Linked DNA regions of Mus musculus: region 2 is linked to region 1. Evidence: chromatin contacts called from ENCODE Hi-C or POLR2A ChIA-PET data. All regions are on one chromosome and are shown on one strand. The core of a region is the stretch at or near the end of the contact, and the rest is flanking DNA. Distances in the headings are between cores, read along the strand shown.

Region 1 (6,084 bases), core at 133-2,632:
GGCGACATTAGATCCCCTCCCCTAAAGTTCAGAGCTCTCTCTCCCTGGCTCATAGAGATCCAAGACTGACCATGCCACAGTCCCTCCAAAGCCCACACACATCTTTACTCCTACTACATAGAAAGCTAGACCTCAAAATGCACCCCAAACATCTTTCTCAATTATTTTCAAAGAAAAGGAGAAATCAGGCCTGCTGAGAAACAGAAATCTGTAAGCCAACTTCTCTCAAAAATTTCACATCTCAAAGGTACTATCTGCTATGCTGGCTGGCAATAATGACCAACTAATTATTAATAGTTTACATGGGGATGGGGGACAGAAACTTGCTAGGCATTCTTTCCAATAGTCCTTTATCTGAGTCAAGAAGCTATGTGCCTCATCTTACTAGTAGGAACAGTTCTGTGTGGTGTTTTAAGATTCATTCATTATATCAATATTTTACTAAGCAAGGGTCCTTTAAGAGCATTTAATTTTCTTTCTTTCTTTCTTCCCCCCCCCCCCTCTTTTTGTGGCGGGTGGGAGTACTGGGGAACTGAACTACTCTGGGCCGCCTCCTACATGCAAGGCAAGTTCCCTACCACTGAGCTGTACTCCCAGGCCCAGAACGTCTCAGTGCTGCGCTCTGCACATCACTACCAAACTCCTCCAGGAAAGCTCGGCAGTAGCAATCACTGCCGCTAAAACGGAATTCCCAGGGTTGCCTGAAATCAGCCGGCACCGGGCTGCTCCTCAGCTCGAAATGCGGACGTCAGCGAGCCGCTACCTACCACACCCGTTAGTAATGCTCACCACCGTGGCCGCGAGCTCCCGGTGCAACAACCTGTAAGAGTCGCCGCAGCGACTGCGAGGCAGTGGCCCGGCTTCCTCTCTCGGGGTCCCAGGCAGGCCGGGCGGGAGTCGGGGTTCGGGAGCCCAGCCGCTCCGCGCCGGTCCAGACTGGCGGGGCTGCGGACTGGGGGAGGGGTCCGTAGCGCCTCCCCCATCGGGAAGGTGCAGGCTACGGTGAAAGCTGGCCTCACGGAGAATGAAGAGAACCATACGCCGGTCCTCGCGTGAGGACCTCGCCCAGACTGGAAAATGGAGCCGCCGCAGCCTCAGTCAGTCCGCAGCCCCAGTCTGCTGCCCCAGTCCGCAGCGCGGAGAGGCCCGGGCCGCGCTCGCCCTCAACCTTCCGAGTGGCGACCCTACACTTGGCGCCTCGGGCGGCGGGGCCAACGTGGGGCCCTCTCCCTCACTCACCGTCGCCTTTGTCTCCGCCGCCTGCTCCAGCCGCGCGGCTCCGAGCGCCGGCTCCGAAGCTTCCAGGATCTCCACACACCAAGCAGCTGCGCTCCCCGCTTCGGGCTCCGCCCTCCCGCCTAGGCTCTGGCGCGCAGAGGCGGAGCCACAAGCGGTGTGTGCGGCTGCGCGGCTACGCCCCCACTACAAGGACACGCCCTGTCCCCCCCCAGTAGGCGGGCTGGTAGCTGTGAGGCCCCGCCCAGTGAGGGAGTGGCGAGACCTAGGGGATGCTAGGCGCGCAAAGAGTGACCGCTGGGTGGGCTACGGGGAAGATGGATGCCGCTGCCTCGCGCCACAGCACCTTCCTGTCCGGATCCAGCCGTAGACGTGCCCGGGCGAGCAAGGCGCTGCTAGGCAGAGCTGGCCAGCACCAGATGTCTCTCACGCTCAGATCACGTTACTTTCAAGGAATCAGAATCACTGACTCATTGGAGAGTCAAGAATATCTACCTGGCATTTGAAAAGTTCGTCTCTGTGACTTCTTGTGGGATCGTTTTTTTTTTTGGTTTTTTTTTTTTTTTTTTTTTTTTGGTTTTGCTTTGACGTTGTTTGAGGGAGGGCCTTTTTGTAGCCCCAGAGTGGCCTCAAACTCACTATATAGGTAAGGATGGCCTGGATCTTGTGATCCTCCTGCCTCCGTCTCCCAAGCGCTGGGATTACTAGTGTATGTCACAAGCTTAAGGACTTTTGGAGTAGAACCCTGGCTGACCTGGAACTCACAGCAGTCCTCCTGCCTCAGCCACCACATTTTATGACTACATTAACTTTACACTTTAGGCACCCAGAAGCAAGAAACAAATGGACGCCTTCCCACTGAAATCTAGCCACACATACTCAGACAGGGAGCTGCATGACCATCACTATTGATAGGAAATTTCTAGCTTGTTCAGTGACAAAACTGGAGTACTCCTTGGTTCCTCTTATTCTCAATTTCACATCCATTCTGTCCATAAGGGTAATTGGCGTGGTTCTACATTCAAACAAAAAGAAAATCAGACTGTTCATCTACATTGTTTCTGTCATCCGTGGTCCCAGTCACACTTCAGTGGCTTTCTTAAATGACCTCCCTGACCACCATCAACAAACTGTGTTGTCAAAACAAGAGGGAGAATATCCTCCCGCAAGGAGAGTCAGCTCATGTCTCATCCGATCAAAATCCACCAGTGTTCCCGTTACTGTAGAAGATAACATCTTTACAATGGCTGACAAAGCCTCTGAGATTTTTTTTTTTCCCTATAGGTCTCAGAATTCATCTCCAGTCTCACTGGTGCTTGCAATGTCCAGTCTATACTCAGGGACTAGGACATTCTCTAATGTCTGCCTTCTCCCCTCAACTCCACTCAGATCTTCTTTAACAATGATGCGTAGCCTAAACCCACTTCTTTACATTGCTACAGGCTCAATCCTTCCCCCATCTATCTGCCCTTGTTCTCCTGTTCCCAGAACAGTCTGCACAATTTATTCTGTTAATTTTGCTCCTGTCTTCCCCACTAGAAGCTGGGTGTTTGGGTTGGCTGGATTTGATTTCTGCAGTGCTGTAGGTGAAACCCAGGGCCTTGCTCTGGCTTGGTGAGTACCACACACATGCAGACCTTTGAGGCTGGGGATAACTGTTCTAATCAACTAATCAGTCCCAAGTGCCTAGAGGAAATGAAAAAAAAATTAAATACCCCCAAGATGTTCAACAACAAAAATAATCAATTTTATTTTCAGTTTCCTCTTGATTCCACTTTCTGCCAGTCAACCAACCATTAGATTTTAACCTACATCAGACCATAAACATTTGGACTTCTCAGTTCTTTTGTGTACAGTAACCATTTACTTGATGTTTGATGCAATTTTTGACCAGTGACATCCCTGTACCCTATTTCACTGAGTAAGAATAATGTGATAGGGTAGAGAAAATTTGATATAGTACTTAAAGGTATGCTGTTTTGAAAAAACTTTCCTAAGACCAAAAAAAAAAAAAAAACCAAAACTTCCCAAGTGTCATACATTGCTTGCATTGTTCTTTGACATGCAAATATGGTCACCTTAAACAATATTTTCTACCACTTATCCATAAAAGGTAGCAATCCTTACGGGAATTGTTACACATTATTTAATATTCTATAAAAGTGTGCATCTGGGTGATGGTGGCCTATGCTTTTAATCCCAGCACTTAAGATACAGAGGCAGGTGGATCTCTATGAATTCAAGGCCAGCCTGGTCTACAGAGCAAGGTTTAGGACAGTCAGGGCTATACAAAGAAATCCTGTCTTGAAAAACCAAGTAAATAAATAAGTGTGTGTGTGTGTGTGTGAGAGAGAGAGAGAGAGAGAGAGAGAGAGAGAGAGAGAGAGAGAGAGAGAGAGTTGCCTGTGTGAGGGAGAGAGGGAGAGAGAGAGAAACTGAACAACATCTAATTTTGGTTGCTAGGACCATTCATATTCCCTTTTGTTAAGGGCACAATTCTATTCAATTAGATGGGTATTGTTTTATTGCTACAGCTGTTGTTGTTATGGGTCCTTGTCATAGGGTCTCTCTATGCAGAGATTTGACTGGCCTGGCACTCGCTCTGCAGTCTAGGGTAACCTTGAATCATGGCAATCCACCTGCCTCTGCTTCTCAAATGTTGAGATTACTTGCATGGGCCTAGCTTAGATGATACTATTGTTTAACAGTGGATATACATGATGGTTTGCTCAATATTGTATTAGTAGCAGTCTCTTTACCTATTTGATTTATTCTTTATGATTTAAAACAAAGCTACAAATTATACCTTATGATTCAGATTTTTTTAAAAATAAAGTTTTAGGCCAGCCACAGTGACAACATATCTTTAATCCCAACAGATCTTGTGAATTCAAGGCCAACCTGTTCTACATAGTGAGTTCTAATATAACCAAGGCTATATAGTGAGACCCTGTTTGGGAGGAAGGGTGGAAGGGGCCAGTGTTAAATTTTGCTGTTCTTCACAAAAATCATTTACAATGGATTTTATCATGTCAAAATATAGTTTGTCATTATGATAACACCAAACACTGAATTTTCTAGAGTCAGAGACAGGATGTGTCTTCACTGTCTTTAAGACTGTTCCCATGTACAGTCTTGTTCCCAAAGAAGGACAGGGACAGAAAGCAGACACCACTGTTGATCACTGCACACTGGCCTGCCTCTGAAGATACTGATAAGTACCATAGTTGGTAAAGTACAAAAAAAAGCTGTCTCAAGCACTTCCTAATCCATAACAAGTGGTAACACTAAGGACAGCAAGAAGCAACATGTTGGTCTAACCAGCTCCTAATCTCTTCTGAGCTCACATAGCTGCTGCAGTGGCCTGATTCTGCAATTTTGCTAAATTGAATAAATCTTCTTTTGAAGATCTCAAAGCAGGGGCTGGGGAGAATGTTCAGTCAGGGAAAGTACTTGATGTACAGTACAGTACAGATGGACTGAGTTCCATCCCCAGCCCCCATGAAAAAAGCCTGTAATTCCAGCACGGGGAGGCAGAGGCAAGAGAGGATCCCCAATAAGCCTGGTTGGCAATTCCCAGACTCACTGAAAGAGAGACCCTATCCTTAAAAGCAAGATGGAAAATGATAAAAGATATGTGCTGTCAATCGCTGGCCTCTATATAACACACATGCACACACTGCAATGCACACCCACACATGCACTCACTGTGAATGCATAGCCACACATGCACTCACTGAATATGCATAGGCACACATGCACACACTGCAATGCACACCCACACATGCACTCACTGTACATGCATACATGCACATGTGCACACACTGCAATACACACCCACGCATGGACATACTACACATGCATACTCGCACATAAACACACTGAACATACATTCTCACACATGCACTCACTGTGCATGCATAGCCACACATGCACACACTGCACATGCATACCCACGCATGCACTCACTGTACATGCATAAGCACACATAGACACATTGAACATGCATAGCCACGCATGCACTCACTGCATATGCACACCTACACATACACACACTGCACATGCACATCCACACATGCTCACACTGCACATGCATAGGCACACATGCACACACTGCACATGCATACCCACGCATGCACTCACTGTACATGCATACACACACATGTGCACACACTGCAATGCACACCCATACATGCACTCACTGTACATGAATACATACACATGGACACTGCACATGCATGCCCACACATGCACTCACCGTGCATGCACACTCACACATTCACCACTGCACATACATGCCTACATATGCACACACTGCACATGCATAGCCACACATGCATTACTGCACATGCATATGCACTGTACATGCATACATGCACATGCAACTCAAAGCAAAGGGATGTTCCTAAAAGTGTGACATTTATATTTTTTAAACTGCTTCCCAGAATTTAATAGCAGCTACATTTCCACACTTAGAAAGGAGATAGTGTATGGAATCAGAATCTGGAGTTCAATCCAGACTTTGGTGCTTAATTAGCAATGTGGTTCAGATCAAAGCTCTTTCCTAACCCATCTTTTCATTTAATAGGACTAATAATATCTACCCTGAGAACGGTTGTGGGAAATCATTGAGAGAACTCACAGGCCCAAGCTAAGTACCAACAAGAAAACATTAACTATTATCTCTCCACAAGCATCTAATTAAGCTCCTTGCCCTGGTTCATAACAATACTGAGAAAAGTTCATAAAAGGCACTGCGTGGGACTGTTTGAGCCCTAAAGAAAGCAGAATCAATAAAATAAACTTTGCTGTGTATGTGCAATCCTGAGAATTAGACTTAGGGCCTCT
Region 2 (6,403 bases), core at 1,940-4,439, 36 kb before region 1:
TGAGCCATCTCGCCAGCCCCAACCCTGAACACTTAAGATTTATTTATTTATGAGTATGGCAACTGTCTTCAGACACACCAGAAGAGGGCATCAGATCCCGCTACACATGGTTGTGAGCCACCGTGTGGTTACTGGGAATTGAACTTAGGACCTCTGGAAGAGCAGTCAGTCTTAACTGCTGAGCCATCTCTCCAGCCCTCTGGTCGGTCTACTTCCTACATGCTAAATTTATAGGAATGGCAACCACACCCAGCTTGAAATTGTTCTTTGAACATGATTTATAATATAATATCTCTTGGAAGAGTTTCCAACTGTATACTATATACAGTTTTATATACTATAAGCTGTATACTGTTTACAGATATACTTCTGTGTGGTTAACCAAAGCCCAAAGAAGCCACTGTACTGAACTAGTCTCAAAGAGTAGAGAGGAGTGCATGCAATTATGGAAATGACTGGTTAGACACTAGTCTTTCCCACTGACTCATGTAAATGGATGACAGACTATGCTCAGCATTTAATGGGGCTAGAGAGATGACTCAGTGGTTAAAAATGGCTTGCAGAGTTCAGTTCTCAACACCTATGTTAGGTAGTGCCTGTGCCTCCAGCTCCAGGGGATCCAACACCCTCTTCTGGCCTCTGTGGGCACTATCTACACTAAGCAAATGAATGCATGAATGGAGAGACAGATAGATGCATGTAAATTTTTTAAAGTTTTAAGTCATGTACATATGCTGACATGACCTGGTTTTATCACTTTGCCTTCCTTCAGTCATGTGTGAGAGGCCCACTGCTCCACATCCTGCCATTCTCTATGCTACGGTCAGCATTCATCTTAGTCATTAAGGTGGACAGCAGTGTCCCTCTGGTTTAATTTACCCTTTCCTGGTAACTAATGATATTAATTATATTTTCTTTCTTAAAAAGATCTTACTATCTTTGTATGCATCCATGTGAGTGAATGCTGTGTGTGCAGGCACCTGCGGGTCCCTTGGGTCTACAGTTACACGTGGTTACTTAGGTGCCACCAGGAACCAACTAGCAGAGAAGCAAGCACTCTTGGCTGTTAAGCCATCCTTCCAGCCCCATTAAATATTTTCATGTTTACTGACACTCACACACTTTGCTTGGGTCTGTATTTTCAGATCTATGCACATTTTTAAAAGATATATTTTTATTATTTCTAACTATGTGAATGTATGTGTCCCATGTGAGTATGGGCATGCAGGTGCTCTCAACTTCAGAGGCTGTGAACTGCCCAGATGTGAGGACCAAACCTGAGCCACCTCTTCAGATTCCCAATGCCCATTTTTAAAATTTAGTTATGTTCAGCCGGGCAGTGGTGATGCATGCCTGTAATCCCAGCACTTGAGAGGCAGAGGCAGGTGGATTTCTGAGTTGGAGGCCAGCCTGGTCTACAGAGTGAGTTCCAGGACAGCCAGGACTGCACAGAGAAACCCTGTCTCAAAAACAACAACAAAAAATTTAGTTATGTACTATTACTGTAATCTCAGTTCCACTCTAATTAAACCATGTTCTTTATATACTCTAGAGCAATTCCCTTGTCCACTACATATGAGTATTTTTTTCATATCTTTTTCTTTCATACAAATGTCTTTTGGAGAGTTTAGCTTGCATGAACTCTGATGCATCAACTCTATCAACTCTATCAAATCTTTTATTATTTGTGTTCTGCCTAAGAAATGTCAACATATTCCTCAAAGTCATATAAACTGTCTATTCTAGCTCTCCTAGGTTTAATTTTGTATCTATAATCCAATGTGTACTTCAATTTGTCCCCTGTGAATCTCCAACTCCACCGAGGTGAGACCTGCAGTTGGGAATGGAAGTGCCTGCTTTTACTGTTAGTCCGATTTCTGAGGTCATCCTATTTCCTATTACATACACTTTAGAATCAGTCTATCACTGCAGTTTGACCTTTAACTCTTTTGTGAACTAATCATGACTGGAGGCTTGTGTTTCCTATGTGAGTCCAGTGCTCCCTAAGAGCAGTTTGCATTTACTGTTGTTTAGACAGCCACAAAGTAAAATGCCTAAGTTCAAGTGTGAATGTTAACTTAACTCCTTGGCTTAGAATTATTATACCACATGGACAGGATACATCCATTCACCCTGAACCCTGGTATCTAGAGGAAAGGTAGAGAGGAGTATGGAATGCTGGTTTAGAATTTTAACAGCTGGCTGGTGCTAGTGTTAGTGGAGGCCAGCCTGGGCTACACATTAAGATGTCACAAATAAATTGGCTTAGAACTGCAGAATATTTGATCTTTGTACACCTTATTTTGCTGTTCTATGAAATGATTTCATATCTCTTTGTCTATCTCTTTGGTACACATGAGGATTCAGTAAGTAAATACAGACTGCCTAGAGATATGGTTGGGAAGTTTACAGAGCTGTGTGTGTTTAATACCTTTCCTATGTAACTGGTTTTCACTACTGTTGCTATGTTACTATTGTTGCCCTCGCTACCATTTTTCTCTTTGGCCTTCTTAGTGCTACCCTGAGTAGAATGGGGACAAAGACTTTTCTAGTCAGGTTCCCTCTCTTAGAGTGAGCAACACACATAAAAAAGTGTCTATTTACATTTATATTTAAAAGAGAAAATAAAGCAAAACTGGTATCAAGGTAGAGAAAAAAATAAACCAATTAAATTAATTCTTCCTTTCTATAGCAATGTCCTGATATCTTCCAAAGTATTTTAAATATATACATAATTTATATGCCCACAGAATATATTAAGTGTACAACAGAAAACTCTTAGTAGAGAGTTCAAATAGTAACTCTAACTTGGTTATTGCATCAATTAGTAAGTCTCAATAAGTCTCACTAAAACAACTGTATACTAAATTTATTTGTCACGTTTTCTCCTCTACAAACAGAAGGCTCTGGATGTCTGAGGTGCATAAAGGTTTAGAAGGGAATGACATTCACTATCAAGTTACTTCTAGCATGTCCTCCGAGCAAAAGGGGACATAACGGAGCAGGTCTCACAAACAAGATGTGTGTGTAATCCATGCCTCCTGGCCAGGCAAAGAAGTCCCTATCAGTCCCTTGGGATGTGAAAGCCAGTTCAACACAAACTGCAGTGGCTTATCTGGGTGTAAACAAGGCAGGGTGGAGGACAGCTTTAATCCTGGTTCAGATTACTCCCCAGGGACAAGAGCTCATCTGGGCCTGCGCTTCATCCCTATGTGCATGGTGCCAAGTCCCTCGGACTTGCCAACTTGATATTTTCCTCCAGTAAATAAGGCATTTCAGCTGTCAAATGAGTTTTTAGGTGGAAACCTTTTTTTAAAAAAAAAAAAAATAATAATCTGTGACAACAGAATTATACCACACTCTGTAACGAGTTCTCTTACTTTAACCATTTTTTCAATTTAAAGTGTTTTTCTATTTATTGTTTTATGTATATGAGTGCTTTGCCTAGGAGATCAAGAAAGGGCACTGGATCCTCTGGAACAGGAATGATGCAGAGTTGTAAGCTACATGGGTGCTGGGAACAGAACGTAGCTCCTCTGTAACCACCCAGCCATCTCTCCAGCCCCCTGTTTGAAACCCCTTCACTCGGAACACTATCCTCTTCCTAGCGCCACCCCTCTCCTCATCCCTCCTACATTCTTTATTTTGAGGCTTTTTAGCCTAAACTGTCCTGCCTAGGCTCACCTGGACTCCTGGGCTTAAGCAATATTCCCACCTTAGTCTCCATGGTAGCTAGGACTGTACACACAGCAGGCTTAAGTTGTATGTTTTTTAACAAAAATCTGCATCCAATTATATTACCAAAATTAACTTCATAGTTGAAACAGATAACTGAGAAGCGGTGTCTACAGAATGCCTAACATCTGGCTTAGTGTGGATTCTAAACCTTTTCTTAAAGAGAAGGAGAAGGACACAGAGAGGAAGGGGCATTAATCTATGAGGAAGGTTCAGGCTATAAACAGGACCCAAAGCACATTACACTATATGTATGTAAATGGGAAACTTAACTTTTGAGAGATACTTGAGGGCACTAGCCAAAAATAACTCATGGATTTTCAGGAGAGAAATATCAAATATGAAAACCCACAGAGGAAGATGACAAATGTAAAATGTTCACTGCTTCTAATTAAAGAAATGTTTGGAAACTCTCTAGAGAAGCCCATAGAGGGTATATTACTGTATTTCTCCGCATGTCTCTCTAGGTCTTTTTTAACATTGTACTCAAATATATATTAAAACTATTTTTTAACAGGTGATGTTGGTACACACCTTTAATCCCAGCACTTGGGAAGCAGGCCAATATCAAGAGTTCCAGGCCAACCTGGTCTACAGAGTGAGTTCCAGGATAGCCAGGACCACATAGAGAAATCCTGTCTTAAAAAAAACAAAAAAACAAGAACAAAAAAGCCAATCTACAATCTGCTCAAAAACAAAAAACAAAAAGCAAACCAAAAGAAACAACAAAAAACCAACAAAAAAGCCATAAAGCCCAAAAGGCAACTACTGTTTCATATGTATTCTACTTTAAATTGTGATTGTGTTCAGTGTTGGGAAGGGAACAGGAAAAATGTCTGAGGGGACTGAAATGAGAATAGCCCCCACAGGCTCAAGTTTGAATACTTGTTCCCCTGAAGATGGAACTGTTTGGAAAGGATTAAGAGGTGTGACCTTGTTCAAGGAGGTGTGTCAATGGGGGCAGGCTTTAAGGTTTCAAAAGACTAGTGTCACTCCCAGTTTGCCCTCTGCCTCCTGTTGTGTGTCAGCTGCTGCTCCAGCCACCAGTTCCTTTCCATCCACGACCCTGTCTTAAACTCTAACCTTCTGAAGCCATGTGCCCCAAACAAACTCTTCTGTAAGTTGCTTTGAAGGTGGTGTCTCAGCACAGAAACAGAAACATAACTAAGGCACTGGCAAGCCATATATGTGAATTTCAGTGTTTTTATGAAAGCAACCTGAATTTTCACAATTAGTAATCTATAAAGAACTCAAGAGAAAGGAAAAAAAAAAAAAAAAAAAAAACATGTGCATTAAAAGTCTTCACTGAAATACTTCTTAAAACAGGATAAAAAACAAAAACCCAGGTATAACCTAATGTCAGGTGGCCAAGAAGTTACGGAATTACGGCTTAATGACAGCTTTTACAGCTATGTCAGTGTTAAAAAAATATGTTTAACAAATTGTATTACCTAAAAGCATTCTAGAACAATCAACAATCACAGGAAATTTATATGAAAATAATCTGGCAATTTAAAACCTAACGTTATTAAAAATAAACCTAAAATGTTGCTTGTTCTTTTTAAAGATACTTATTTTTATTTTATGCGTATGAGTGTTTTACCTAAATGTATGCATGTGCACTGCGTATGCCTGGTACCCACAGAAACCAGAAGAAGGCCTCAGATCCCTTGGAGTTTGAATTACAGAATGTTGTATGCTGCCATGTGGGTGCTGGAACCTGCACCAAGATCCTCTTAAAGACAGCCAGTGCTCTTAACTATTAAGCAGTCTCTTCAGCAGCAAATCTTATCTTTAAAATATCTGATAAATCTAGCACCATGTTTTGAAAACATTTAGACTTCACCAAAAATGGGCAGCAACAACTATATTTTAGATATAATTCACAGAAATAAATATTAACTTGTAAGGATAGTTTTTTATACTCAGACTATAACATAGCTGCTCTTGAATAAATAGCTATGACAGCTTTGGTAGCTTTTAAATAGTAAAATACATGTGGAAGATTTCAACATCTATCCAACACACAGCACGAGGCTTACTTCTATGAAGGCTTTATGCTCTCATCTGGTTCATTAGCACAGCTCCATAGGAGACCACTGAGGCCTGTTTTTGGAAATTTGCCCCAATTCTTTTCCCCAGAGCCTTGTTGCCAGGGCTGCAGCTGCACAACCAATTCTTATGAAAATGGGGTCTTTGAAATGCTGGTCTATGGAAAAGGATATAAAGGATTTCATTATCTCTTCTCAAAACTCACAGTGAGGATTATGCTCCACCCTTCCCTTCCCAAGGCACACAACCACTCACATCCCTTTCTGCCAACTTAAACACCGAGACAAAGGCAGACGCTCAGCCTTATGAACAGTGTAAGAAGTCATGATGGAGATTACTGCTCAGCAATGAACCTTAGCCTAGCAGGTGATTTCTCAAATGAGTGTAAGTAAAATCAGTGATGTGGCCATGAGCGACAGTTGCTCTCACGCTTGGATGTGTCTTGAGAAACGAGGATTCGAAAGAGTAAGCACTTGGGGAAAAGACTCAGTGCTCTCTAACAACCAAGAATAATTTCACAAACAGACACGGGGAAACTGAAAGGATCCGCTCGCTCTGCTATTGTACTAAGGGCCCTGACAGCTGCTGGGAGGAGAATTTTATAGATGGGTTTAGA

Evidence for each region. A loop is a pair of places that touch in the nucleus more often than their neighbours do. ChIA-PET counts read pairs that join two places held with the same protein, here RNA polymerase II (POLR2A).
Region 2: a map of gastrocnemius shows a loop between it and region 1 (2.1-fold over the local background). The contact joins the enhancer-like site here to the promoter of Cdc42se2 in region 1. A Hi-C loop is called at or near these places in 4 of 37 maps with a recorded cell type or tissue (CH12.LX, gastrocnemius and heart). POLR2A ChIA-PET finds 5 or more read pairs at or near these places in 4 of 5 experiments (Patski and embryonic stem cell).

Annotation. Positions count from the first base shown.
Region 1 is chr11:54,786,321-54,792,404 of GRCm38, forward strand. Cdc42se2 (CDC42 small effector 2) reads right to left here and starts at 1,383. Exons shown (of 6, transcript NM_178626.3): 1 at 1,240-1,383.
Region 2 is chr11:54,748,563-54,754,965 of GRCm38, forward strand. All of the region lies in intron 2 of Cdc42se2 (CDC42 small effector 2), which reads right to left. Among named protein-coding and RNA genes, the nearest start is that of Cdc42se2, 36 kb to the right of the region's middle. Within about 2 kb of position 3,190, at least 1 of the 3 ENCODE cell types and tissues checked has a DNase peak (open chromatin) inside an H3K27ac peak, as active enhancers do; it is gastrocnemius, where a contact is called at or near this core.